Linked DNA regions of Homo sapiens: region 1 is linked to region 2. A link is a loop called in an ENCODE intact Hi-C map of the cell type or tissue named here. Cell type or tissue: OCI-LY7. All regions are shown on one strand. Links, peaks and the distances in the headings refer to the core of each region. The heading gives the core; the rest is flanking DNA. Region 1 has its middle 46 kb from the start of CLINT1. Region 2 overlaps CLINT1 (clathrin interactor 1).

What was found. Peaks named below come from ENCODE experiments on the same cell type or tissue, not always from the same donor. Only the 100,000 strongest peaks of a DNase experiment are listed, where the experiment ranks them.
Region 1: it touches region 2 in a loop (4-fold over the local background); 22 of 110 quality-filtered maps call a loop at or near these places.

Annotation. Positions count from the first base shown.
Region 1 is chr5:157,897,183-157,912,523 of GRCh38, forward strand. No RefSeq gene overlaps it. Among named protein-coding and RNA genes, the nearest start is that of CLINT1, 46 kb to the left of the region's middle. In OCI-LY7, for the core only: no CTCF peak of the experiment used is centred there; no DNase peak of the experiment used is centred there; H3K27ac peaks cover 626 bases.
Region 2 is chr5:157,820,804-157,836,144 of GRCh38, forward strand. All of the region lies in intron 1 of CLINT1 (clathrin interactor 1), which reads right to left. Among named protein-coding and RNA genes, the nearest start is that of CLINT1, 31 kb to the right of the region's middle. In OCI-LY7, for the core only: CTCF peaks have their summits at 8,418 and 8,620; DNase peaks (open chromatin) are centred at 7,438, 7,958, 9,238, 10,068 and 1 weaker place; H3K4me3 peaks cover 4,197 bases; H3K27ac peaks cover 7,366 bases.

The sequences.
Region 1 (15,341 bases), core at 4,461-12,460, 77 kb after region 2:
GTGAGTAGTTTTGTTTTTTTTTTTTTTTAATGAACTCATGACATTTAATACATTTGACCTGTTTCAATTAATTAGTTATTGCTCTTTTGGATATTCACATTATCCCAGTTTTGGCCACGGGAGCTTTTTCACCATAGCTGCTGAGTCCTTCTGATACAACACAAGTCTTCTTTAATATTGCTTCCTTAGGCCGGGCGGGTGGCTCACGCCTGTAATCCCAGCACTTTGGGAGGCTGAGATGGGCGGATCACCTGAGGTTGGGAGTTCGAGACCAGCCTGACCAACATGGAGAAACCCCGTCTCTAGTAAAAATACAAAATTAGCCGGGCTTGGCGGCACATGCCTGTAATCCCAGCTACTTGGGAGGCTGAGGCGGGAGAATCGCTTGAACCTGGGATGCGGAGGTTTCGGTGAGCCAAGATCTTACCATTGCACTCCAGCCTGGGCAACAAGAGTGAAACTCTGTCTCTCTCTCTCTCTCTCTCTCTCTCCATATATATATATATATATATATATATATATATGTGGCTTCCTTGCTTTTTATTACAACATGATATCCAGGCTCATCTTTATTTTGGGCAGGCCCCAACATTAGTCAATCATTTCTTTTTTTTTTTTTTTCTTGAGACAGATTCTTGCTCTTCCGTGCAGGCTGGAGTACAATGATGCAATGGTGCAATCTCAGCTCACTGCAATCTCCACCTCCCGGGTTCAGGGGATTTTCCTGCCTCAGCCTCCTGAGTAGCTGGGACTACAGGTGCACATCACCACACCTGGCTAATTTTTGTTTTTGTTTTTCTTTTTTGAGATGGAATCTCACTGTGTTGCCCGGGCTGGAGAGCAGTGGCACCATGTTGGCTCACTGCAACCTCTGTTCACTGCAACTTCTGTCTCCCAGGTTCAAGCAATTCTCCTGCCTCAGCCTCCCAAGTAGCTGGGATTACAGGCACCCGCCACCATGCCTAGCTAAGTTTTGCATTTTTGGTAGAGACGGGGTTTCACCATGTTGCCCAGGCTGGTCTCAAACTCCTGACCTCAGGTAGTCCTCCTGCCTCGGCCTCCCAAAGCGCTGGGATTACAGGCGTGAGCCACTGCGCCCAGCCTTAATTTTTGCATTTTTAATGGGGGTTTCACCATGTTGGCCAGGCTGATCTCAAACTACTGACCTCGGGTGATCCGCCCACCTCAGCCTCCCAAAGTGTTGGAATTACAGGTGTGAGCCACCACACCTGGCCGAGTCAATCATTTCTCTAAGGAAATGGTATCTAAATACCACAATCTGGGTATTAGCAGTGCTCATTTCTTTTGGGTTTACTATTACTTCTAGGACTTTTTCATTGACAGAGCTTGGAAATACTTTTTATTTTTAAGAGGAAAGGCAAGAGCTTGTAATAATTCAAAATTTATCATTACAGGATATTAATTCTTTGATTTTTTATTTGTATTTTTTTCTCCTATTCTGAAAATCTTGGTTCTTAACATTAACAATGGCTTATGGCAGGGCAGAGTGGCTCACACCTGTAATTTCAGCACTTTGGGAGCCTGAACGGGGAGGATCGCTTGAGCTCAGGAGTTTGAGACCAGCCTGGGCAACATGACAAGACTGCATCTCTACAAAAAATACAAAAATTAGCTGGGCATGGTGGTGCACACCTGTAGTGGCAGCTACTTGGGTGGCTGAGATGGAAAAATCATTTGAGCCTGATAGGTGGAGGTTGCAGTGAGCTATGATGAAGCCACTGAACTCCAGCCTAGATGACAGAGCAAAAAAAAATTTTTAAACCCCAGAAAACAAACAAACAAAAATGACATACTTGCTTTCTCCTGCAATGAGCATAACAGCTTCAGAATAATAATAGCAAAATTATTACTAACAATATAATTACTGAAAATAGTTTAAGATTATTTTTGTAGTTCTTTCTTTCCTTCGAGATATTCCACTGGGGATATGTAGTCAGATTACTAAAGCCATGTGAAATAATTCCTTTCAAAGTACTGTTAGTTTTTGTAAACTAATAGTTTTGTGAAATAAAAGGGAGTACTTCTATTTTTATTAGCTAATCACTTAAACGATATGGTTGAAAGTCAAATCTATGAAATAAATTATATTAAGAAGACAAGTTTCTCACCTTATCCCCTCTACCCGTTGCCCCTTCCTCAATGAATAAAACTCTGTTTCAAATATATATAAGCATATTATACATATGTGTGTGTAGGTTCATGTAATATACATACAAGTGCATACATATCTGTGTACATATCTTTTCCTTTTTTTGAGACAGAGTTTCACTCTTGTTGCCCAGGCTGGAGTGCAATGGTGTGATCTTGGCTCACTGCAACTTCCGCCTTCCGGATTCAAGCGATTCTCCTGTCTCAGCCTCCGAAGTAACTGGGATTACAGACGTATGCCACCATACTCAGCTAATTTTTGTATTTTAGTAGAGATGGGGTTTCACCATGCTGGCCAGGCTACTCTTGAACTCCTGACCTCAGGTGATCTGCCCACCTCGGCCTTTCGAAGTGCTGGGATTACGGGCATGAGCCACCATGCCCGGTCAAGTGCATATGCATGTAAACAGTAGCTTACTAAAAATATTTTTCTCTGCTTTGCTTTCTCACTCATTATTATACCTTAGATACCACTTCACAGCATTTTTACAACTCCATTGCAGGCATGTACTATTATTTATTCAGCTAAGTTTATTCAGTTTCCAGTCGTTTGCTATTCTTATTAATGCCAACTTATACTTGGCATAGTATATGTGCAGCTTTTCCTATTTCTGTGAGTGTATTTTTGGGACAGACACTTGGGTTTCTGGGTCAAAAAGAAAATGCAAAGGAAAAAACTTTTTTTTTTTTTTTTTTTTTGAGACAGAGTCTTACTCTGTCCTCCAGGCTGGAGTTTCTCCCAGGTTCAAGAGATTCTTGTGCCTCAGCCTCCTGAGTAGCTGGGACTACAGGCATGTGCCACCATGCCCAGCTAATTATTTTATTTTTAGTAGAGATGGGGTTTTACCGTGTCCAGCTAATTTTTGTATTTTTAATAGAGATGGGGTTTCATCATGTTGGCCAAGCTGGTCTCAAACTCCTGGTCACAATTGATCTGCCCACCTTGCCCTCCCAAAATGCTGGGTTACAGGTGTGAACCACCGTGCCCAGCTGCAAAGGAAACTTTTATAAATCTTCCCAATCTCTTCTATAAGAATTGTACCCTTTTGCCTTCCTGCCATCGACAAATGAAAAGATCTCTTTCAGAATACCATCACAGAACACATTGTCAATCTTTTGGATTTTTTTGCCCATCCAATAGATGAGAAATGGTATCTTATCATGGCTTTACACCACATTTCTCTCCTTATGAGCAAGATTGATTTTTTCATGTGTTTAAAAGTCATTCACGTTTGTCTTTTTTATGACCTGTGTTCATGTCTCTCATCTATTTTGCTGTAGAGTTGGTCTTTTCTCTATATTTAGCTCTTTCTTTGTGAATGATTAGCAAACTGGGGTCCATCATTAACAACTGTGTTGGACGCCTTTCCTGGCTGCTCCCTTCTGTGGTCTCCAGGCCTCTCAGGTCCCTGCTGCCATCCTGTTCAGTCCTTAGGCCTTTAGAACAACACTAAGCTGTGCACTTCCTGCAACTGTGCTTTTGTCCTCACAGGCCAGGTGGTGGGAGCACAGCAAGAGAAACAAAAACAGCAGGTGTTCTCCCCACGTTGTTGGGACTATAGCCCCTGTGATTGGAGAGGATGGTTCACCCCCTCAGAAGGTTAGCCCCCGGGCACCTCCACTGCTGTTACCGTGGCTATCATTGCAACTGTTGTGACCATTGGATTGCCTTGGGCTGGCATATGAGAGAACAGAGAAAAGAAAAGACAAATCCCTTTTTTTTTTTTTTTAAGTCAGAGTCTCGCTGCATCGTCCAGGCTGGAGTGCAGTGGAATGATCTCAGCTCACTGCAACCTGTGCCTCCTGGGCTCAAGTGATCCTCCTGCCTCAGCCTCCCGAGTAGCTGGGATTACAATTGTGTGCCACCTCGCCCGGCTAATTTTTGTATTTTTAGTAGAGACAGGGTTTCACCATGTTAGCCAGGCTGCTCTTGAACTCCTGCCCTCATAATCCACCCACCTTGGCCTTGAAAGTGCTGGGATTACAGATGTCAGCCACTGTGCCCAGCCGTGAAAAGAAAAATGTTAGTTCTGCTTAGCATTAGGCATTCCCTTTCTCTCTCCTGAAGCAGAAACTGGAGGGATTCTCCTGCCTCACGCCTTCTCTGTGTCCAGTGCCCAACTTTGGGCATCAGGATGTCTTGAAATCAGAACAACAACAAAAAGGGAAATTCACAGCTGGTTCAGTGGTATTTCAGATTGTGGTCTTCTCCAGTCTGCCTTCTAGTGCTTAAATTAAGAAAGCTCCATGACTTCTGCCTAGGTTTTATAGCTACATTCACGGGGAGAGACAGGATGGAATGTGCTTACATGGTCTTACCTGGAACCGGAACTGCTGCCTCAAGGATTTTGCACTTATTTTCTTCCCTGCTTGAAATAATTTTCACATAGATCATTGATTATCAAACTCCTACTCATATTTCAAGTTTTACCTCAAATGTCACCTGCCCGGAGAATCCTTTCTTGACTGCCCTCCTTAAAGTGGCCTTCTTAAACCCACACACCCCTGGCTACATCATGCCGTTATATTGTCTTCATAGCATCCAGCACTGCTTTACATTATCTTGTATGTGTGTGTCTTGCTTCATGGCTGTTCTCCCCCTAACCTCCACCCTCTCCTCCCTGAAGGCAAGCACCTATCTTGCTAATTACTTTCTTACCTGTGTTTAGAACATTGACAGGTAGAGAGTGCCCAGTAAAATACATGTTGAGTAAAGGAATGGAAAGCAATTAAAGCTGGGCATGGTAGCTCAAGCCTGTAATCTCAGCACTTTCGGAGGCTGAGCAGGAGCATGCCTTGAGCCCAGGAATTGGAGACCAGCAATATACCTGCAATACCAGCAATACCTGGGCAATAGAGTGAGACCTCGTCTTTACGAAAACTAAATAAATTAAATTAAAGAATTAAACAGCATTTGAGTAAAATAATATTTGTTGGCTAATGTCTGAAGGAGACAATTTTACTGCAGATGAGGCCACAGACATGGGACAGCAGGTCTAGGCAGTGCCGTTCACGAGACAGGGATGGCTGGAGGGGTGGTCTTATGGCGCAGGAGTGAGAATCCGAGACTGTGGCCCCTGTCCTGGCTTTGCCACTAAATTGTTCTGAGATTCTGGAAAATCACTTCATCTCTTTGGGCCTTAATCTCCTCGACTGAGAAATACTAGAATGAGATTTTTTAAGCCATAAAGTCCTTTCAACTTCAGCACCTTAGGCTTCTCAAGCATTTAAGTCAACTTAAATGCTTTTCAGTTTAGTTACAGAATCCGGAAGGATTAGTTATGCCAGAAGAACCTGTCTCTGCAATACGAAATCTTCTTTTGGCAAGAAAGGGAATGAGATAATTATAGCAAGTGTTCTCCTTAGATCCTGACATTAAAAGGACCTGCTTGCTCCCAGGAGTATACATCTATTTTAACAATTATTTTTTTCTTCTCCAATTTCATGTATAACATCGACGCAGAATATAAGACCCCATTTACGTACTGTAGTGTCTTTTGGCTTTGGGAGCTGTTAGGTGGGTCATTTTCCAGATTCCCCATATACACAGCACACAGAGAAAGAGGGCGTTGCTTGAAATTTTTGGCACCACCAACCCATCTCCTCCCTCAAACATTTTTCCCGGCACTGACACTCTGGTTGGGTCTGGAGTATCAGAGTCACACCTCTGCTTCCCAGTGTAATGGGTATGGACACAGAGATCCTATTATTTTTAGTTTGCTGCGGACATCATGGGCCCCTCCAATTGGTGTAAACATTTTGGTTTCGACTAAGTTCTCCAGGAGATGTATTTAGGAGACACACAGGCCAGATCCAAACATGCTGAGGCACCTGGAAGGCTGCTTCAGGAATGTGGTAGTGTATAAATAAATTGCTCTGCTATTTCTTCTGTCTACAGTTAATATGTGAATCATATTCAAGTTATTTGCCACAATGGAATGAATAGCCTTTTTCAGCAAAGTTAGAAAGAGCCCTTTTCTCCCTTTCCCTGGTTTCCCTCACATTTTTTTCTGTTTATCTGTGCCTGAATAGTCACTTACCTGTTTATCTTTTATCTGGGCCTGGATAGCCATTCACTCACAGGACATTTGCGATGTTCTAGTTACTGTCTAGCCCATGAGATGAATCTACATTCAAGAAGAGCTTTTGCTTTTCTTCATAAATATTTTGACATTTTATTGCCAGTCAGTTCTTCCGTTGCTACATCTCTGAATCTCTGAGAATATAGTGCCAGTGGTTTCCTTAATATGAAGCTAATAAAATTGTCAAAGCATTTTTAAATGACCTGTGTAATTATAAGATAGCACTGCTGTTGGGCAGTGAGGTATAATTTGGTTTCGTTGTCACAGAGTATTCAAGTGAGAAAGTTTATACCCTGCATGTTCTATCTGGAAAGAATTACTTTTCATTACTTGTGTGGGCTTTTATTTATTTTATTTTATTTTTCTAGATGAGGTCTTGTTCTGTTGCCCAGGCTAGAGTGCAGGGCACAATCACAGCTCACTGATGTCTTGACCTTCCAGGCTCAAGCAATCCTCCCGCCTCAGCCTCCCAAGTAGCTGGGACTACAGGTGCATGCCAGCATCCCCAGCTAATTAAAAAAAATTTTTTTTTTTAGAAGTGAGGTCTCCCTACGTTGTCCAGGCTGTTCTCAAACTCCTGGCCTCAAGTGATCCTCCTGCCTCAGCCTCCCAAAGTGCTGGGATTACAGGCATGAGCCATCGGTTCTGGCTGGCCCATATTAAGAAATGATGCAGAGTTTAAAAAGTGAAGCCGGGTGTGGTGGCCTGTAATCCCAGCACTTTGGGAGGCTGAGGTGTGTGGATCACCTGAGGTCAGGAGTTGGAGACCAGCCTGGCCAACATGGTGAAACCCTGTCTCTACTAAATATACAAAAAAAATTAGCTGGGCATGATCGTGGGCACCTGTAATCCCAGCTACTCTGGAGACCGAAGCAGGACAATTGCTTGAACCCTGGAGGTGAAGGTTGCAGTGAGCTGAGATCGAGCCATTGCACTCCAGCCTGGGTGACAAGAGCAAAACTCCATCTGAAAACAGAAACAAAAACAAAAACAAAAAATGAAGCGCATAGTGGGTTGGGGGGCAAGGGGAGGGAGAGCATTAGGACAAATACCTAATGCATGCGGGGCTTAAAACCTAGATGACAGGTTGATAGGTGCAGCAAACCACCATGGCACATGTATACCTATGTACCAAACCTGCGTGTTCTGCACATGTATCCTAGAACTTAAAGTAAAATTAAAAAAAAAATGAAGTGCATAATAATCACACTTTAAGTTTAGAGATGTTCATTACAGTGGTATTTGCCAAGCAAAACATTAAATATGATCTGATGATCTGATTATACAATAGAGAATTCATTAAATAAATTAGAAGAAAATTCAGTACAGCTATTACAATTATTTTAGAGTTGCAATAATATTAGAAGGTGCTTATCTTATTAAATAGAAGAATTAGTTTACAGCAGCATATGATTTCAATTTCCTTTTTAAAATTATAAATAGCTGGGCGTGGTGGCTCACGCCTATAATCCCAGCACTCTGGGAGGCCCAGACAGGTGGATCACGAGGTCAGGAGTTCAAGACCATCCTGGCCAATATGGTGAAACCGTGTCTCTACGAAAAATACAAAAATTAGCCAGGTATGGTGGCACTCGCCGGTAGTCCCAGCTACTCAGGAGGCTGAGGCAGAAGAACCGCTTGAACTTGGGAGGTGGAGGTTGCAGTGAGCCGAGATCGTGCCACCACACTCCAGCCTGGGTGACAGAAGGAGACTCTGTCTCAAAAAATAAATAAATAAATAAAAATTAAAAATTAAAAAAAATTGTTAGAAATATGTAAAAATGTAAAACCCATATAAAAATTATTTACATGTGGACCAGGTACTGTGGCTCACGCCTGTAATCATAACGTTCTGGGAGGCCGAGGCTGGAGGATCACTTGAGCCCAGGAGTTTGAAACCAGCTCAGGAAACATAGTGAGAACTCGTTTCTACAAAACATTTTAAAAATTAGCTGGGTGTGGTGGTGCATGTCTGTAGTCCCAGCTACTCATGAGGCTGAGGTAGGAGCACCGTTTAAGCCCAGGAGTTGAGGCTACAGTGAGCTATGATCATGCGATTGCACTCCAGCCTAGGTGACAGAATGAGACCCTGTCGCTAAAATAAATAAATTGTGTGCGTGTGTATTTTGAGGGGATGGCTAGAGATGGGGGTCTCACTGTGTTGCCTAGGCTGGTTTTGAACTCCTGGGCTCAAGCAATCTCCCTGCCTTAACCTCCCAAAGTGCTGGGATTATAGGTGTGAGGCACCATGCCCATCCTAAAACAAATAAATTGTAAATAAATAAATATATTTACCAGTATATAGTTTATATATGTATATATTTACCAACATGAAAGAAAATATAAATTTTCCATAAATATTAGTAATCAGTGTTTATCTTTAGGACTCTGGAGCTGGCCTGCATGGATACAAATCTTGGTTCTACCATTTGCTGGCTCTGTGAACTTTTTCAAATTTCATAACCTCTACATACCTCAATTTCCTCTCTGCACAATAGGGATGATAAAAATTGTACCTACCATGGCCAGTCACAGTGGCTTTCGCCTGTAATCTAGCACTTTGGGAGGCTGAGGCAGGCAGATCACCCGAGGTCAAGAGTTCGAGACCGCCTGACCAACATGGAGAAACCCCATCTCTACTACAAATACAAAATTAGCCAGGCGCGGTGGTGCGTGACTGTAATCCCAGCTACTCAGGAGGCTGGGGCAGGAGAATCTCTTGAACCCGGAAGTGGAGGTTGCAGTGAGCTGAGATCGCGCCATTGCACTCCAGCCTGGGCAACAAGAGGGAAATTCTGTCTAAAAAAAAAAAAAAAAAAAAAATTGTACCTCCCTTCTGGAATTGTTTTGAGTAATAAGTTAGTTAAAACAGAAAAAGTGGCCAGGTGTGGTGGCTCATACCTGTAATCTCAGCACTTTGGGAGGCCGAGATGGGCAGATCACCTGAGGTCAAGGAGTTTGAGACCAGCCTGGGCAACATGCTGAAACCCCATCTTTACTAAAAATACAAAAATCAGACAGGTGGTGGGCACCTATAATCCCAACTACTTGGGAGGCTGAGACACAAGAATTGCTTGAACCCAGGAGGCAGAGGTTGCAGTGAGCTGAGATTGTGCCACATCACTCCAACCTGGATGATAGAGTGAGACTCAGTCTAAAAAAAAAAAAAAAACACAGGAAAAGTGCTAAAATAGTGCCTGGCACGTAGTACACACAATATAAGTGTCGTTATAATTTCTAGTATTGTCCATATTATTAGCAATGAACATGTAGTCTTCTATGCCTAGAAAACAATTCAGTAGGCCAGGTGTGGTGGCTCACGCCTGTAATCCCAACACTTTGGGAGGCCGAGGTGGGCAGATTACGAGGTCAGGAGATGGAGACCATCCTGATCAACATGGGGAAACCCCATGTTGTAAAAATACAAAAAATTAGCCGGGCGTGGTGGCGGACACCTGTAGTCCCAGCTACTCAGGAGGCTGAGGCAGGAGAATGGCATGAATCCGGGAGGCGGAGCTTGCAGTGAGCCGAGATCACGCCACTGCACTCCAGCCTGGGTGACAGAGCGAGACTCTGTCTCAAAAAAAAAAAGAAAACAATTCAGTAAATATTATTTTTTAACCAAAAACATGCTGCATTATTGATGCAATCTTTACAGAAATGTATCCCCCTTGTATCATAAACGTTTTGGGTTAGCAGGAAATGACAATAAAATTAACATACTTTAGGTTTTTGTAATAAACTATTTAAAAGCTGTTAATAAGTTCACATTTTTTCTGTCCATTTATTATCAAATATAAGCAGTGAATGAAGAGTTTCTCCTCCTGCAAAATTGTCAAACTTTTGCATTCATCAGAATCAACTGGGGTCTGATTAAAATACATATTGATTGCTGGGCTCCACCCCAGAGATCCTGATTCAGTAGATCTGGAGTGAGGCCTTAGAATTTGCATCTCTAAGAAGTTTCCAAGTGATGCTGCTGCTGCTGCTGGTTCAGGACCATACTTTGAGAACCACTGACCTATAGCACCAAATGCAGAGATAGTAAGAAAAACCTGTGACAAGGAAATCAGCACCCTGGGATTTTGATCACTCCCAGCTGTATGATATTCTTTCTTCCTTCCATCCCTTTCTTCCTTCCACGAACATTCATGGGGCACCTACCATGGGCCGGGCATTGTGTTTGGTGCTGGGGATTAAAAGCTTTTGCTTAAGGCTGGGCATGGTGGCTCATGCCTGTAATCCTAGCACTTTGGGAGGCCAAGACGGGATGATGGGTTGAGGCCAGGAGTTCAAGACCAAACTGGCCAACATAGTAAGACCCCATCTCTAAAAAAAAAAAATTTTAAATTTTTGCTAATTAGGGTCTTATGGTTATAAGGAATCTTAGGCAAGTTACTTAATCAGCTCTCCAATAGCTCAACCAGGAAATGAAGACTATAATCATAAATTTATTTTAATGGCAATTATTGAACATTTACTATGTCCCAGGCTCTACGAAAAGCAAAAAGAAAAAAAAAATTTATTTTTATAATGTTTTCAGTATGCAAAGAATATCCATAAACATCATCTCAATCAAGCTTCACACTAAACATTTGCAGTGGAAAAGACATGATTAACCCTGTTTCACAGATGAACCAACCAAAGAAAGCATGAAGAGACCAAGAGGTTTGCCTGAGCTGGAAAGCAGCCAAGAGGGACTTGAACTCCAGTCCTTGCTTCCTAATCCGAATTTTTTCGTCTATATACTTCATCAACTAAATTTTCTCTAAGTTTTCTTCTTGCTCTTTTAGTGACTTGGTGGTAAATATTTGTTGAATTAAATGGTGACCATTTTTACCTATGGTTTGAAAGCAGTGGATAATACTTTTAGATAAGCATAAGCATTGGAAACGTATTTCACATCATTGGTAATGCAAGTCAGCAAGTATTTATTCAGTAGATAACATGTAATAGTGATGCACTTGATGTATTAAGGGCTGGAGATTTTATATATATATGTATATATGTGTGTGTGTGAGATTTTGTTTTTGAAGGCTCTCAAAGTCTAGGAGGACAGATAAATAAATAAGAAATATAATGCTACAATAAAATGTGGTAAGGACAATGACTGAAGAATGCAAGGGGGCTGCAGAGTGAGGACACAAACCCAGCCTGGGGAAAGGATTGGGGAGCTTTCCTAGGGAAGCTCATGGCTTAGCTGATTTGTGTGAGAGGAATAATTTGCATAGCAAAAGGAGTAGGGAGCAGGTGATCATGGTGGAGGGACTCTACATGCTAAGGCTTGGCGGTGTAAAACAGCAGGGCATGTTCAGGGCATTGTAAGTTTTTTGATGGACCTGAACTATGATGTGTGACAGTACATAGTCTGGAGAGGTAGGGAGGGGCTAGATCCCAGAGGTCCTAGTAAGGAACATTTGGATACCTCCTATATATGGCAGGAAGACTATGTTATGTATCATAGAACTTCCAAGCTTGGGATTTGGAATCGGACTTTTTTTTTTTGGAGATGGAATTTCGCTCTTGTCACCCAGGCTGGAGTGCAATGGCATGATCTTGGCTCATTGCCACCTCCCCCTCCCAGGATCAAGTGATTCTCCTGCCTCAGCCTCCAGAGTAGCTGGATTACAGGTGTGTGCCACCATACTCAGCTAATTTTTGTAATTATTTTTGTAATTACTAGTAATTTTTGCCACCACACCTGGCTAATTTTTGTAATTATTAGTAGAGACGGAGTTTCACCATGTTGGCCAGGCTGGTCTCGAACTCCTGACCTCAGGTGATCCACCCGCCTTGGTCTCCCAAAGTGCTTGGATTACAGGCATGAGCCACTGTGCTGGCTAGACAACATGTTCTTGACCCCAGTTCTTTTACATATTAGCTAATGATCTTGGGCAATTTAATCTCTCTGACTTTTATTTCTACAACTGGGAAACAGGGATAAAAATGCCTACTTCGGTGGGTTGTTGAGAATAAATAAGGTAACACGTGCACAGCTCTTGATACAATGCTTACCACAAAATAAGCTCTCAATAAATGGTAATATAAGATGATGATGATGATAGTTACTAGTTACTAGCTTTGTATCATATCATAATTATACTAAAAAGTAAACTTGATGGTGACTCCTTGAGAATTTACTGTTTTAGAGACCACATTGGCATGGGCAAAGAAAGCATGAACAACTTGTGTAAGCGACTTTGCATTTCTATGCCTATCAACAAAGATTTACTGTTAGTTACCAAAAGTGGGATGATATGGTTTAGCTGTGTCCCTACCTAAAATCTCATCTTGAATTGTAAGCCCCATAATCCCCACGTGTCTAGGGAGAGACCAGGTGGAGGAAATTGAATCATGGGGGACAGTTTCCCCCACGCTGTTCTCCTGATACCAAGTGAATTCTCATGAGATCTGATGGTTTTATAACTTTGGTATTAATAGTCCCTCCTGCATTCATTCTCCCTCCTGCTGCCTTGTGAAGAAGATGCCTGCTTCTCTTTTGCCTTCTGCACTGACTGTAAGTTTCCTGAGGCCTCCCCAGCCATACAGAACTGCGAGCCAATTAAGTCTCTCTTCTTTATAAATTAGCCAGTCTTGGGTATGTCGTTATAGGGGTGTGAGAGCAGACAAATATATGGAAGGAGGGAGAGATAGCCATGTTTCTGTATCTGGCAGACTGTCATTAATAATTATTTAACCTATGCTTTGCTTTGCTTTACTCATTATGGTAGAATCAGGACCAAGGCATGAATAGGTAAATTTTCCATTTCTAAGGAAAGGCAGGCAACCTTGAGTTTTGGGTTCCCCTGCTCCATAGGTGCATGACACATGACAACTTTTCTGGGGTTTTTTTTTTTTTTGAGACAAAGTCTCACTCTATTGCCCAGGCTGGAGTGCAATGGCACGATCTTAGCTCACTGCAACCTCTGCCTCCCAGGTTCAAGTGATTCTCCTGCCTCAGCCTCCAGAGTAGCTGGGATTACAGGCATGCGCCATCACGCCCGGTTGATTTTTGTATTTTTAGTAGAGATGGGGTTTCACCATGTTGGTCAGGCTGGTCTTGAACTCCTGACCTCAGGTGATCTGCCTGCCTCAGCCTCCCAAAGTGCTGGGATTACAGGTGTGAGCCACCAGGCCCGGCCGACAACTTTCTTTTTCTTTTCTTTTTTTTTTTTTTTTGGAGACAGAGTCTTGCTCTGTCACCCAGGCTGGAGTGCAGTGGTGTGATCTCAGCTCATTGCAACTTCTGCCTCCCGGGTTCAAGTGATTCGCCTGCCTCAGCCTCCCAAGTAGCTGGAATAACAGGCACGTGCCACCATGTCTGGCTAATTTTTGTATTTTTAATAGAGATGGTCAGGTTAGTTAGGCTGGTCTTGAACTTCTGACCTCGTGATCCACCTGCCTCAGCCTCCCAAAGTGCTGAGATTACAGGTGTGAGACTTTCTATTATTTTTCTTTTATTTTTTGAAACAGAGTTTTGCTCTGTCACCCAGGCTGAAGTGCAGTGGCACAATCTCAGCTCATTGCAACCTCTGCCTCCTGGGTTCAAGCGATTCTTGTGCCTCAGCCTCCCGAGTAGCTGGGATTATAGGTGCATGCCACCATGCCTGTGGCTAATTTTTATATTTTTAGTAGATACAGGGTTTCACCATTGGCCAAGCTGGTCTCGATCTTCTGGCTTCAAGTGATTTGTCCACCTAAAGTGTTGGGATTACAGACATGAGCCACTGCGCTTGGCCAACAATTTTCTTCATTTTGCAGATGAGAGGAGGAAGGTTGTGTTGAAGTCCCTTCCTAGATACTGGGAAGGGATAGGGAGCGTGGATTTCTTTGTAGGGTATCTGAAATATAGGCTGCTTCTTGTACAGAGCATTTCAGGCCCTTGGCTAGAGGGCAGTGGTGTGGATGGCACACTTGGGAAAAGTGTCTCGGCTCCTGCGGCCTAGGAACTAGGGAGAGGAAGGCTGAAGGAGAACACAGAGCAGCCAGCACCAAGACATGGAGGGAGCAGCTCTCAACCACAGTGCATGTGTTAGAAGGAGCAGTGGTGGCCGGGCGCAGTGGCTCAAGCCTGTAATCCCAGCACTTTGGGAGGCCGAGGAGGGTGGATCACCTGAGGTAGGGAGTTCAAGACCAGCCTGGCCAACATGGGGAAACCCCGTCTCCACTAAAAATACAAATATCAGCCGGGCGTGGTCACGGGCGCCTGTAATCCTAGCTACTTGGGAGGCTGAGTGATAAGAATCGCTTGAACCAGGGAGGCGGACGTTGTAGTGAGCCGAGATCGCGCCACTGCACTCCTGCCTGGGTGACTAGAGCAAAACTCCATCTCAAAAAAAAAAAAAGGAAGAAGAAGAAGGAGCAGTGGTGATAGTGATAGTAATGACAGTGAGGGACTGATGACTAGAACTCTCGCTTCCATTTCTCCTGGACTGTATCAGCACCCATGCTCAGAGAGGAAGCCACAGACATGGTGGCAATTCTCACTGACCTCAGTGTGTGGGGCTCTAAGGTGGATTTAGAAAAATAAAAACATGGGCTGGGCATGGTGGCTCACACCTGTAATCCCAGCACTTTGGGAGGCCAAAGTGGGCGGATCACTTGAGGTCAGGAGTTTGTGACCAGCCTGGCCAAGAGGGTGAAACCCCGTCTCTACTAAAAATACAAAAATTAGCTGGGCGTGGTGGTGGGAGCCTGCAATCGCAGCTATTCGGGAGGCTGAGGCAAGAGAATCGCTCGAACCTGGGAGGCAGAGGTTTGTGGTGAGCCGAGATCCTGCCATTGCACTCCAGCCTGGGCAACAAGAGCGAAACTCCATCTCAAAAAAAAAAAAAAAAAAAAAAAGAGCCGGGTGTGGTGGCTCATGCCTGTAATCCCAGCACTTTGGGAGGCCGAGGCGGGTGGATCACCTGAGGTCAGGAGTTCAAGACCAGCCTGGCCAACATGGTGAAACCCCGTCTCTACTAAAAAATACAAAAATTACCTGAGCATGGTGGCTTGTGCCTATAATCCCAGCTACTCGGGAGGCAGAGACAGGAGAATCGCTTGAACCTGGGAGGCGGAGGTTGCAGTGAGCCGAGATGGTGCCAC
Region 2 (15,341 bases), core at 3,909-11,908:
TGACACAAATGTTTTAAGAATATATCACAGACGCTAGAGGGGGCACTCTCAACGGTTTCTTAAACACACACACAACAATCCAGACAAAGGTCTAGAATTTGATCTGCAAACAAAATTACAGAAAAAGACACCGCCCCTCCCCAATAAATTTCATACCATTTAAACTAACACTACAGTCAAACAAGTGACTTACGGACTTTCACCAATCCTAAATTGAGATTCCTAACTTGAAATTTTAAAAAATTATCTCTTTACACTTAGTTGTTGTTTTTTTTAAAGTACCGGCAACCATTATTATGACCTTCTGTTGAAGGCTCAAAGTCTTTGGATACAGGCTTTTCTACTTACATTTCCTTTCATGTAATTATCATTATAACACTTAAAGGTAACCAAGAATACTTTGATAACACCAAAAAAATTTTCTGTATATTATTTTAAACCAGTCTGACAGTAATACCAAAAGAAAACTTGACCCACAAAATATCTAATGATTTTTAACATTTCTGCTGTCACCATCAATAACTACCTTTTATTTCCAGATTTTTATCTGTATTTAATTTCTGCAAACATAAACAGACATGAGATGTAATAATGGAGGGAAAGTAAAAGAAGAAAAATAACTTTAAGAAATGCTGCTGTTTCACAAGAGAACATAAACCAGGAAAAAAAATGTTGCTGTAATTTTTACATTTCTTCACTAGTTTAAATAGTATCTGTAATTTTCAGAACAATCTAATAGTCACCAGAAAGTACAAAATGAGCCCTTCTCACATGTGTTCTATCTAGGCTTACTCAACATATTAACTTTCTCTTTGCTTAAAACAAGAGTCTTGAAAATGAGTGACTTGAAGAGTAGGTTTCTCTGTCCTGATAAAGATAGGTAATTACTAGGATCACACTGTTTAAATGTAACAGTTACAACTACTGGGTAGTTCAGCAGTATAACTGGCTAACAATACCAAATCTTAACGGACTCTAATATTAGGCCAAAAAGAAAGTTAAGAGAGGGAATGAAAGATGGAAGGAATCACCAAAGAATGAAGAATACAAGAATAAAATCCATAGACACAATCATTATTGTTTATGAAACTGTTTGTTGTTTCCAAAGTGCTTTTACTCATTTTCACATTTGCTTCTCAGAACACTCCAGCAACTTCACTCTGCACAACTCAGCAACACTGACTCACTAGATCTTTAGTGCCAACTGCGAGAAGTTACCATCCTCAAGTTTTGCACACATGCTTTGATATGGTTTGGCTGTGTCCCCACCCAAATCTCATCTTGAATTGTACTCTCATAATTCCCACGTGTTGTGGGAGGGACCTGTTGGGAGATAATTTGAATCATGAGGGCGGTTTCCCTCATACTGTTCTAGTGGTAGTGAGTAAGTCTCACAAGATTTGATGGTCTTTTTTTTTTTTTTATACTTTAAGTTCTAGGGTACATGTGCACAACGTGCAGGTGTATACATGTGCCATGTTTGTATGCTGCAACCGTTAACTCGTCATTTACATGAGGCATATGTAATGCTATCCCTCCCAAGATCTCATGGTCTTATCAGGGGTTTCTGCTTTTGCCTCTTCCTCATTTTCCCTTGCTGCTGCCATGTAAAAAGTGCCTTTCACCTCCCGCCATGATTCTGGGGCCTCCCCAGCCATGTGGAACTGTGTCCAATTAAACCTCTTTTTCTTCCCAGTCTTGGGTATGCCTTTATCAGCAGCATGAAAATGGACTAACACATGCTTCTAGAGCTATGTAAACACAGCCAGTATTCAGTTAGTCAAGGGTCAACTATTCAGTTTGTAAATTATTAGTGTTCATCGTAGCCCTCCTCTTTATTCTCCATTTTCTGCTTATTTGACTACTTGACATTCAGATAATATCAAATTATTTTACTTGGTAAGTTTCAGTCCAGTTTTTAGAGGTAGAATTGATTAAAAGCTAAAATGAGGCTTTTACTTACAGGCAGTCAATACTTCTTATCTACATTAAGAATCATCAGTAAAATAATTAACAAGAAAAAACTTGAGCAGTCCTTGTTGGTATTTTTTCCTCTTAAAAGTTCAAGAATATGCTTTGCTAAAACAAAACTATACACCAAGAGAAAAGGTAAAGTATAGGTATAATGTGGTACTAACTGCTAACAAAGGAATAAGGAGTAAAGTGAAACAGATTGAGAAGTATTTTTCCCAGTTTGCCTTTTAAATTTTATTCCTTTAAAAAAAAACTGAAGTCAAATGAATCTATATTTTTTATATGGTTTCTCTTTGTTTTAAGCTTATTGTCAAGATTTCACTCATCCTGAGATCAGGCAATCTTTTATTTGAGACCTCTAAATGTGTTCTGACGTACGCATGCATACACACACCCATACTAAGATAATTTAAAAGACAGAAACATCTGGAGACAGAAATAAACATAACTTAGTTCCAAGCAACAGTTTTAAATAATGTTTTTCTTTATATTAATACTCTCCTGTATTTTCCAAATTTTTTCAAAGTATTATATTGTAACCAAGGTTAAACTACTAAAGGCCATTAAAAATATAAGTACTGTATCATCATTAGCTACATTTTAACTATTTATAGGCAAGTAAACATCATGGTAGACCACATGAATATTATCTGTACTTCCAATATCTTGTTTTATCAGGTTAATAAGTGCAGCAAACAGTAACTAAAATATATACATACAGACTAAAATATGTACACCAAGTGCTATGTATGCAAAACCACAGAGAACAATTTAAGTACCCAATTTTGGAATTAATATGATTTTTTAAAACTGTTAGGGATGAATAATTCTTGACATCAAAATCTGTATTTAAAAGTCACCTTTTATCCTCAATGCCACAAAGGTTTCAGAAAAGATACTTTTATAAATTAAATGCTCTTATTAAGTATAAATCTTCTTAATAATTTTTTTAACATAAAACACCCATAAAATTAACATTGTAGAATAGGGGTACCCAACCCCCGGAGTTGCGGACCGGCCTGTTGGGAATGGGGCTGCATGGCAGGACATGAGCAGTGGCGAGCGAGCGTCACTGCCTGAGCTCTGCCTCCTGTCAGATCAGTGGTGGCCTTAGGAGCGTGAACCCTGTTGTGAACTGTGCATGTGAGGGACCTAGGCTGTGTACTCCTTATGAGAATCTAATGCCTGATGGTCTGAGATGGAACAGTTTCATCCGGAAACTATCCTCCCCAACCCCTGGTCTGTGCAAAAATTGTCTTCCACAAAACTGATCCCTGGTGCCAAAAAGGTTAGAGACCACTGCTGCAGAAGACAGTTTCCTCAGGTAACAAAAGTCTTAAACCAGAAACATTTGGTCTTTCTTTTTATGTTTCCATCCATAACATTAGATAAATAGTTTTAAGAATAACTCTAGAAGCTAGATAATGAACCTTGTGATATTCATTTTTTATCAGGGGATAGCCTCCACCACATTACCCTTGTTTGCAAGTTGAACATTTTATAGGTTCAATACTCGTATTTTAATATCAAGTTATATTTCATTACAGTCCTGTGAACAGTATCAAATGTACTGTCAACGGCCAAGAAGCCTACTATTCCTAAATTCAACAGGTAGATTACTTTCATTGTTAACGAAATATCTGAGGCTCTATAGAAATGATGTGGGGAGGTGGAAAAACTCATTCGTCCACATGGTGGGATATTCACCACCCATCAGAAAAAAAAGTCTCTCACTGATCTGCAAATGAAAATGAAATACAATGCAATGAAAAAGTCTTAACACAAGCGACAACATAGCGCAGTAGAAGAGATAATTTTGCTATAGTAAACATGTTATAAAATAGCCATGCTGTTAAAGCAATAATAAACCATAGTACTCCCTCCATATTGCAAGAATTCCAATAAAATAAAGTTTGGAAAAGTACAGAAGAAACAAATATCACAATCCTGGACACTTCCTCTAAAGAAACTCACTCCAAATCCCACAACTAGTAAATGGCATATTTAAAAACTATTAGGTCTTTTAATTCCAAAGCCCATTTTCTATTATGTCACACTGTACTAAAATCATAGAATATAATCTGGTCTAAGATGACATCAAATGTAGCATCACAAATTATGCTACAGAAGAGCTATATGCCAAATAAATATTTAAAAAGATATATTCTCAGTCATGGAAATTACATTTTCTTTGGTTTTAGTAAATATTAAATACAAATCATCTAACTGAAAGGGAGGAAACTGATGTCTCTCCTCTTAAACATGTACTTTTAAAAGTAAAGAAAATACCAGTTTGATTAGGGAAAAACTGAAATCAGAGACATCTAAAATCTGAAGCTCTCTTACCCATTCTGCAATAACAAGATTTCGGAAAAGAGTAACCTAGTTATTAATACTTAAAACATATAACCTATTCAATCCAATGATATCATATGTATATGGGATGCATATTATTTATGGCTTCAACTATGTACACAAATGACTATGCTGGATTATGCATCTTCTGTTTTCCTCTTTACTTTTCAAGAGGGAACTCTAAATTTCTAAATGCTGAAACACAAAACTTTGCTTTTAAAAATAACCATCAGGAATTTGCACAAAAATATTATACCCTATCTTTTAGCTTTCTCAGTCAAAAAAAAATTACGATCAAATGAGTAAAAAGCAGCTTACTACCAGGCTTTGAAGGAGGAGGGGAGCCCCATAATACTTTTTAAATCTATTTAAAATAATTCTGGATACTCAAAGATCAAGTTAGTTACTATAACTGAGAACCTAAAATACCTTTAAAACATGGCAAACTGCCTAAGTCCAAACTCTAGCTGCCTGTTCGTATGAGATTAAAATTACAGAAAATGCTGTCTTAATGTTCAAAAACACCACTTCCAATTTTTTCCTCCTGACATGATGTAAGACCATAGAAACTGGTATAACTATTTTTAAAATTATAATTAAGTTGTCAGAAAATTAAGGACTGTATTCTTTTTTTAAACCAATGCTACTCTCACATCAATTCTACTTCCAAATTCTTTGTTTCATTCTGACTAATGCTGGCCTTCAATTTCAATAATCGTTGAATCCAGTATTATCATGAAGGCAGAGAAATGAACCACAGAATTGTAATCACTCTTGGTGTTTTAATACTACTGAACATTGCTGATTGATATGGCTGAATATTCTTGTAACCTTAATTCAAATTTTTACACTGTATTTGTACTACTTATAGATAAAATAGATAAATATTATGGAACTGTTTTATATGTAAGTGTTTTTCAGTTTGAGGAAGAAGGGAGAGGAGGAAGGGGGAGCAAGTGAAACACCAAACAATACTCTGCAAGTAGGAAAATTCAAAAAGCTGTAAGAACTCCTAACATTCTCGGAAGATTAAAGACCCTTGTGTGTATCTTCAAAATTATGAAAATGGAAATGTCTGTACAGACTGTTAACAATCTCCCACATTTATCCATAAATTAAAGATCCTGTGCTTATCCTCACCACCGGATAATGAATACATATCGTCACCAAAGTCTTATTTCTCAGGTAAACTTTTGCATAGCAGAACACTTCATAAATTTACTGATTCTACATAGATTTGACTGTGTCATCAATCCAAGCTATTGCCAAAGTTGATGTGTTCCTCTCTAAATATATGTAAAGTATTTATTTTCTGTCCATGAATTATCATTTTCTTAGACTCTATCACATTAACTACCAGCACAAGAGGCTGGCTTTCAGTCATTTTTTTTTTTTTAATACAGAAATAATTTGGTACCACAGCCTCAAAGCTGGAGAACAAAGCTAAGCTGTGAGGTGGATGTGAGGGACTGGTTTAGCCAAGTGACATGTTTCCATACATGCATGTGAGATCATAACAAAATTATAAATTTCCTGTGTCAAACCTTCCAGATGTTTTAAAAAGTCAAAACTTTGTACAGAAAAATCTATCAAAAACTTATTGTATTTCACAAAGAATGGTTTCATAGCAGGAAATGTAACGCAAGAAATTTAATCTGAGCAATTTGATGAGTAGCTGACATTAACCTATTTATACCATACTTTCCCTTCTAATCTCTAAGAATATCCAGTACAGATTGTCAGTATTATAAATAGTCTTTATCTAAAAATTTCAAGCTTAAAAACCAGTTTCCAAATCCTGACAACTGCAAACTGTACATTTAGGAAATACATGGTAACTTGCTTACAGAAGAGTTTACCTAACATTCCAAGAAAATTTCCAGTATTGGTTCAATTAATAGTTTGGATGGGGCAAAATTAACCAGACTCACATCTAAAATTTCTGAGATTTCTAACAACCAATATGTCTGTCCTAAAATATAGCTAGCAGAATAAATCTTAAAATTTTTTTTCCAAAAGCAAGCCACATAAAATAATTATTTTATGAAAAATTCAAGGTCAGAAAAGATTACCTAATACGAATAATCACTAAAGAAGTCAACACTCCAAGTTTAGTTTCAAACGACAATCTGTCGGACTAAAATGTCTATATAAGAGGATAATTGAAAAGATAGGAACTTATAGAAGCAAGGACTAAAATAACCCATTTTATATAAAAGGTCATTAAATGTTTATAGTCCAACATAAAGTCTTTTGGGAAACACCCAAAACCATATAATAATTTTAATGCCTCAAAAAATATAGGGACTGATCCAAAACAAAAAAAATATTTAAACCAGGATAGTGGTGGGATTTCTGCCCCTTAAAGTCTGTCATTTAATTCTTCTTCCCCAAAAGCAACAACTCTTGATCGCTATTAAACATGACTTAAACTGGCAACTTTTCAAGGAAATAGTTTAGTAATTTATGTAACAGATGTGCAAAGAAAACTACACGAATGCGATAAGCCAAGAAAAACATCCTGATGTCCATAACTAAATTATGACCTGTGGGAGGAAGAAACTATGAAACTATTTCCCCTTCCTTACAACTTCAGTGGTTACCAATACCAAATTTTCAGATTTTGCCCATTTTCAGATATTAAAATGAACCTAGACCCCAGAAACTGTTCCAAAAGACAAGGCCATGCTAAAGGAAAATATTGCACACTTATGTATTTTTCATCAACTGCTTCATCTTTTATGGCTATTTTGTGGCAAATGCAAAGTAATATTGTATATTAGTTGATCAATAATTTTTTAGAGATTATTAGGGCCTGAATTTTGTCTCTGGCATATACTACCTGATCCCTGGACACATCAACCACTGTGTGACTCTGCTTCCTCATCTGAAAGGTACCTATGTATTATTATCATTATGGAGATTAAATGAAATGACATGTGTAAAGCATTCAGTTTTCTGTTATTATTTATTATGTTGTATATGGAAGCCCTTCTACTCCCTCTCTAGCACAGGTGCTGCTGCTATTATGACCTGGGCAGATGACAGGCTTACAGAAAAACTGTCTCAAGACAGGCTAGTCCCACAATGCTAAGGCGTTTTTATTTTCCAGAGAGGCACTCTAGCAGCAGTAAGACTGCTGGAGGGGCTGTTTTGTGGCTAGCAAAAGTGAAAAATTGTGACGTTAAGGGAAGTAGGATGAAAAATAGCTTCCAAAATGTGGCAGCAATGGTACTTGGAACAATGTAAGCAACAGAGCAGGCAGAGGCAGTCACCACTAGAAAATTCCTTTCCTTCCATGGCCATAGAAGAAGAAGCCTCATAACACAAAAGTATATGAACGCTAACAACTATATAAAAACACATGTACATGTGAGCAAAGCCCGGAAGAACCAAAAAAACCATATGAAAACAGCTGTGTTAGAGTGGTAATAACTAGAGTGGGTTGAAGGGGGAGCATCTGTTTAAAAATTTAAAAATATTTTTAATTTATACAACTTTAAAACTGACTTTTTAAAAGAAAACTAAAATAGCACTTGTAGTAAAACTTCTCTCAAATTGCTAAAGAAGTATCCCTGGGCTGATTTAATTTTGCTGGGGATCACCCCTAACTCCCCTGACTCAGCAGTCTGTATTCTATCAGTGCACCACCTGCATAGATAAAAACTAAAAAGGGCCGGGCACGGTGGCTCACACCTGTAATCCCAGCACTTTGAGAGGCCGAGGCAGGCAGATCACTTGAGATCAGGAGTTCGAGACCAGCCTGGCCAATATGGTGAAACTCTGTCTCTACTTAAAAAAAAAAAAAAAAAAAAAAAAATTAGCTGAGCATGGTGGTGTGCTCTTGTAGTCCCAGCTACTCAGGAGGCTGAGGCAAGAGAATTGGTTGAACCCGGGAAGCGGAGGTTGCAGTGAGTGGAGATCACACCATTGCACTCCAGCCTGGGCATGGAAGCGAGACTCTGCCTCAAACAACAACAACAGCAACAACAACAACAACAAAAAACACTAAAAAGACAGCTTTGGGTGGAGGAAGGGCCAGAAGGTAAGGGTGTCAAGTTGCTCTCTGCCCCTAGGCTAGCTGTGGAACACTGTGCCCTCAACAGGAAAGACTGGGAATGACAGCCCCAACTCAAACTATTTCTATTTCCAGCTGATTTCTCTTATTATGTTTCTTTAAAACTTCCAAGATTTTCATTTTTAATTTTTTTAAAACAGTAGTCTAAATGATGTTTTGTGAAAAATACTTTGCCTGGAAGATATAATAGGTGCTATGTCAAAAAAGGGTTCCAGGGAAGGTCTGAAAAATGTTTAAACAAGGGCAACTTTATTCATGTAACACTTCTCAGAGACTATTATTTTAATGGTGCATTGTGAGTCTCCAAGAGAGATAATGCACTTTTTTTTGAGACAGTCTCGTTCCAATTGCCCAGGCTGGAGTGCAGTGGTGTGATTTTTCAGCTCACTGCAGCCTCAACCTCCCTGGGCTCAGGAGATTCTGCCACCTCAGCCTCCCAGGTACCTGGGACTATAGGTGCACGCCACCACACCCAGCTATTTTTTTTTTTTTTTTTTTTTTTTGTATTTTTAGTAAAGACAGGGTTTCGTCATGTTGCCTAGGCTGGTCTCAAACTCCTGGACTCAAGCGATCTGCCCACCTCAGCCCTCCCAAAGTGCTGGGACTACAGGCGTGAGCCACTGTGCCCCGCCAATATTAAACATTTCTAAAACTTTTGTGACAACTTATCCTTTTCCTGGAACATCTTGTTAGTATCCCAAGAAACTCATTTTGGTATATGCTATTCTAAAAAATTGCCCTTTTCTTCTTTCTTTAGAGACAGGGTCTTGCTCTGTCACTCAGGCTGGAGTGCAGTGGTGCGATGATGCCTGACTACAGTCTTGACCTCCCAGGCTCAAGCGATCCTCTCACATCAGCCTTCCAAGTAGCTGGGACTACAGATGCATGCCACCACGCCAGTTAGTTTTTATATTTTTTGTAGAGATGGGGTTTCGCCATGTTGCCTAGGCTGGTCTCGAACTCCTGGGCTCAAGTGATCCACCCACCTCTGCCTTCCAAAGTGCTGGGATTACAGGCATCATCCACTGCAACCAGTCGTCCTTTTCTTCAAACTTCCAAAAATATTTTTAGTTTATACTTTCATCTTGCCATTCTTGTTTTTGGTATCTGTTATTTCTTATTTTTTACCTAATGAATAGGTTTTCCTTTAGTCTTTTATTTTTAAGTTTTAATATTCTTGTTAGGTAGCTTTCGGCCTCTTATTTTGCCTTAAATCTCATTTTTTAAAACTCGTTTTTTACTGTTAATCTTAGTTTCCTACCTTGCTTATTTTCAACATCATCTGCTTTATTCTTTTCGTAAGAGTAAATGCTTCACACTGCTTTTTAAAAATACTGTACTTCAAAAACATGGGTTTTTGTTGGGTTTAAACAAAATACCTAAGGGCTGGCAAGATGGTTCACGGCTGTAATCCCAGCACTTTGGGAGGCCAAGGTGGGGCGACTGCTTGAGCCCAGGTGTTCAAGACCAGCCTGGGCAATATAGAGAGACCTTGTCTCTACACACACACTCCCCCTCCCACTCTCCCTGCCCCTCCCTCTCTCTCCCTCTCTCTCTCTCTCTCTCTCTCTCTCTCTCTCTCTCTCTATATATATATATATATATAGAAACACATTTAAGCCTGGGCAACAGAGTGAGACCTCCATCTCTACAAAAGATTTCTAAAAATTAGCCAGGCGTGGTAGGACACACCTGTAGTCCCAGCTACTGGAGGTGAGGGTGGAGGGTGGGGCTGAGGTGGAAAGACTGCTTGGGCCTGGGAGGTTGAGGCTGCAGTGAGACATGATAGTGCCACTACACTCCAGACTAGATGACAGAACAAGACCCTGTCTCAAAAAAACAAACAAACAAAAAAAAGTTTAAACTTTATTGTAATCCTTTCAAAATTCTCACTTGTTTTTAGCTTTTAGTTTTAATTTCTTAATAACCCTCATTTAATAACCTTATGTTAAACAGCTTTCTTTTTTCTTCGTGTTTTACTTTTTTTTTTTTTTTGAGATGGAGTCTCCCTCTGTTGCCCAGGCTGGAGTGCAGTGGCAGGATCTTGGCTCACCGCAACCTCCGCCTCCCAGGTTCAAGCAATTCTCCTGCCTCAGCCTCTGCGAGTAGCTGGGACTACAGGCGCATGCCACCCTGCCCAGCTAATTTTTTTTGTATTTTCAGTAAAGACAAGGTTTCACCATGTTGGCTAGGCTGGTCTCAAACTCTTGACCTCAGGGATCTGGCCTTGGCCTCCCTAAGTGCTGGGATTACAGGCATGAGCCACCGTGCCCGGCCTTACTTATAACACATAGCAGGACAAAGAAACAACAAAAAGCACAATAAAAAAGATGGATGATCTCTCACTCTCACACCAGCAGCTACTTCTTTGGGTCCCCTCATAAAGAGGTAACATTGTTCATAGGGGCCAATTAAATATGTATAGGATATAGGAGATAATAAAAATAAACTAGCTTTATCAAGTCCCAAGAGTGAAAATATCCTTTTTTTTTTTTTTTTTTTTTAAGACAGTCTTGCTCTGTCGCCAGGCTGGAGTGCAGTGGCACAATCTTGGCTCACTGCAACCTCCACCTCCCAGGTTCAAGCGATTCCCATCTTACTCTCCTGAGTAGCTGGGACTACAGGCGTACACCACCATGTCCAGCTAATTTTTGTATTTGTAGTAGAGACGGGGTTGCACCACGTTGGCCGGGATGGTCTTGATCTCCTGACCTCATGATCCACCCCCGCCCACCTCGGCCTCCCAAAGTGCTGGGATTACAAGCGTGAGCCAGTGCGCCAGGCCACTGTTTTTTAAGACAGAGTCTCGCACTGTCCCCCAAGCTGGAGTGCAGTGGTAGGATCTCGGCTCGCTGCAGTCTCCACCTCCCAAATTCAAGCGACTCTTGTACCTCAGCCTCCAGAGTAGCTGGGGTTACAGGCACGTGCTGCCACGCGAATTTTTGTATTTTTAGTAGAAATGCGGTTTTGCCATGTTGGCCAGGATGGTCTTGAACTCTTGACCTCAAGTCATCTGCCCCCCTCAGCCTCCCAAAGTGCTGGGATTATAGGCTTGAGCCACAGCGCCCAGCCAGAGCTGCTTTTTACAATATTACTTTCTATGTATATTTGAGAAGTAAATAAAGGTAAATTTGAGAAGTAAATAAAGGTAGTTTCACTACTTTTTGTCCTGAAAAATGATCTCAGGGGCATATCATAAAGCTGAGCAGGCTGCAAGCTGTCACTGGGATATTTGATACCATCTTTGGGGAACTATTTGTTTGGTGTCTACTTCCCATTACTTTCCCACACCTGTTAGTTCTGCACTTAAGAATACTGACACTTCTAGCTGAGATTCCTACAAAAGCCATTTAACTATCTCTCCACTTCTGAGGTATCTTCTTTTCATTCATCTTCTACATGACCACATTAATCTTTCTAATATTTAGTGTTGGCCATGTTAGTGCACCACAAATTCATCACTACTTTCCCTCAAACATTTTCCTCCTACTGTATCAGTGGACAGTACCATCCAAGGTTATGGCTTGAGCAACACTTGAGAGATTACTTCTCTCCCTTCCTCCCACTGAATATCCAATCTACTCCCAGGTCTTTGCAATTCTATTCCCTAGGTACCTCTCAAATATGACTGTCCACTTCTCCCTACCCACACCAATACTACCTTAATCTAGGGTCACCACTATTTTTCACCTGGATTATTGGGAACAGCTTTGTAACTAGTCTCTCTACTTCGACTCATCTTCTACCAGACTAGGGCCAAAGAGAGCTCTTGATGAAATACAAATCCTTACTAATTGAAACTGAGCTCCTATTTTAAATCTAGTAAAGGCTTCCTTATTGCCTTTAAGCAGAAGTCCAGGCCAGGCGCGGTGGCTCACTCCTGTAATTCCGGCACTGGGGCAGGCCAAGGCAGGCAGATCACTTGAGGTCAGGAAATCGAGACCAGCCTGGCCAACACGGTGAAACCCTGTCTCTACTAAAAATACAAAAATTAGCCCGGCGTGGTGGCACATGACTGTAATCCCAGCTATCTGGGAAGCTGAGGCAGGAGAATAGCTTGAACCTGGTAGGTGGAGGCTGCCATGAGCCGAGATCATGCCAATGCACTTCAGCCTGGGTGACAGAGAGAAACTCTGTCTCAAAAAAAAAAAAAGGAGGAAGTTCAAAATCCTTAACAAGATATAAAAGGTCCTTCATATGAGATACCAGTTTACTTCTTCAGTCCCATTCATGTGTCATTCTCTCCTGAAGAATAGGCCTTTTGCACAGGCTATTCTCTCTGTCCCTGCTCTCCAGCTAACTCCACCTGATCATCAGGTCTTATAGCTTGAATGCCACTTCCTCCAAGAAACCTTCCTTAACTCCCAAAACAGTTGGGAGTCTGTGTACACGCTCTTCATAGCACCCTTTGCTTTCTACTACCTAGAATTACAACTAAAACCAGTGTATCAGACCGGTGTGGCAGCTCACACCTGCAATCCCAGCACTTTGGGAGGCTGAGGTGGATCACTTGAGCCTCAGGAGTTCTGAACCAGCCTGGGCAACATGGTGAATCCTCATCTTTACAAAAAAATACAAAAATTATCCAGGCAAGGTGGTGTGCACCTGCAGTCCCAGCTACTCAGGAGGCTGAGGTGGGAGGATCACTTGAACACAAGGAGGTCAAGGCTGCAGTGGGCCGTGATCGTGCCACTGCACTTCAGCCTGGGTGACAGAGTGAGACCCTGCCTCAAAAAACAAAAACAGTGTATTGTAACAGGCATGTTTGTTTATTTACCCGTCTCCCCCTCTGGATTCCATACACCTGGGGACACAAAATAATCTTGCTCTCTTAAAGAGCTCCAGTTCTGGCCAGGCACGGAGGCTCATACCTGTAATCCTAGCACTTTGGGAGGCCAAGGCAAGCGGATTGCCTAGGCAAGCGGATTGCCTAAGCTCAGTTCAGGAGTTCGAGACCAGCCTGGGCAACATGGTGAAACCCCATCTCTACTAAAATACAAAAAAAGTTAGCCAGGCATGGCAGTGTGCACCTGTAGCCCCAGCTACGCAGGAGGCTGAGGTAGGAGAATTGCTTGAACCGGGAGGCAGAGGTTGCAGTAAGCCGAGACTGCGCCACTGCGCCACCGCACTCCAGCCTGGGCAACAGAGCGATTAAAAAAAAAAAAACCTCCAGTTCCTGGATCAGTCTTGGTGACAGCAGATGTTCTGTTACTCTGTTCTGAGTAACAGAACAAAGGGACAAAAATTCTTAAATAGCTTCTTTAGGACTATAAAAAAAAGTCCTAATTGAACTGGTAATCAGAACCTGCATGATCAGGCCTCAACTTACCTATCTAGCCTTTTCTCTCATTCCCTCTGTTTCGTTTCCTTTATGGGATGATTACACTGCTTTACTAGCTGATTAGCATTACTGCCTTAACAATATGCCCTTTACTTTCTTATCTCAGTGACTCTATGTGCTTCCAGAATCCCCACCTCTTTTCAAACCTAGTTTTCAACAAAGATGCAAAAATGAAGCCTTCCTGTTCTTTCCAACCCATAATTTCCCCCTTCCTTTGATCAAATCCAACATTACATTTTTAAACTCTTATGTATTATATTCTGCCTGTACAATGGCTATGTATGAATTTATTTTAATTACCTTAATATATTGTCAGTTTTAAAAAAGCAAATAGAGTTGATCCTCTTTATTTATGGACTCCATATACGCAAATTTGCCTACTCACTAAAATGTAACCTCAAAATCTGTATTCACGGTGCTTTCATGTTCATGAACATTAGCAGAGGAGCAAAAAACGTGAGTTGTCCAGAGCACACATTCCCATCCGAGGTCAAACAAGCTGACACTTTGCCTTCTTGTTTCAGTTCTCAAACCATAAACAAGGGTCCTTTCTATAATCTATTTGGTGCAACGTATTTCACACTTTTATGCTTTACACGTTGGCAATTTCGCTGTTTAAAATGGCCCTGAGCATAGTGTTCAAGTGCTATGTAGTGCTCCTAAACACAGGAAGATTGTGATATGCCTTACAGGAAAAAAATGCGTGTGAGATAAGCCCTGTTCAGACATCAGTTATAGTGCTGTTGGCAGTGAGTTCAATGTTAATAAATCAGCAATTTTTTTATATATTAAAAAAGATGTCTTTAAATAAAAACACACATAAAAAACAAAGTGACGTACTGACTGGCTAAAGAAAATGTCACCAGAGGCTCAAAGGAACCTACCCCTGTGTTTTCCCCTAGGAGCAATGGTTCTGCTTAAGGCGACTTTATAAAACATAGCTACCTCATATAACCAGAACTGACTACACTATATCTTATGCAGTTTTCTTTCCCTCTCGGTGCCTAACAACGAATGTCTAACATAAGATGGCTTGTGAAAAACTGACAAATGAATATGTAAGTGAACTCCATGATATCTTGGGAACAGAGAAGGGAGAGGTGGAAAGGAAGAAAGGGGAGCTGAGACCAAGATATGAACAAGGGAACTAAAATAAACACCCTCTACTCAACAAACACACAAAGCCAGCTCTTTTGGGGGCATGACTAGAAAGACTTATTAATTTACTATATCCTCTGAAATTAACTCAATGACCCCTTGCCAAGACTTAAAAAGTTAAGATAACTTGGCACAAGATTTCTGTGTCCCATAGAAAGATTTGAAGAACTAAATGAAATCTAAAGTTAAAAAACATACTTCAAAAACATGAAAACTTCTCCTACCCATGCTGAGTGTAAACTATGGATTTGGGAGCCATCACGAATTTCATTTCTATAGATGTACCAATTCTTTTATATAGACAATTTTCACTTTTCTGGCAGGTTGTTAATTGAAACTTGTACATACTGGAACCCTCTCCTTTTTTTGCACAATCTATTACCACAGAAGAACTGTACAAAGCCAAGACTGCTTTTTCTCATACTTCACACTCTC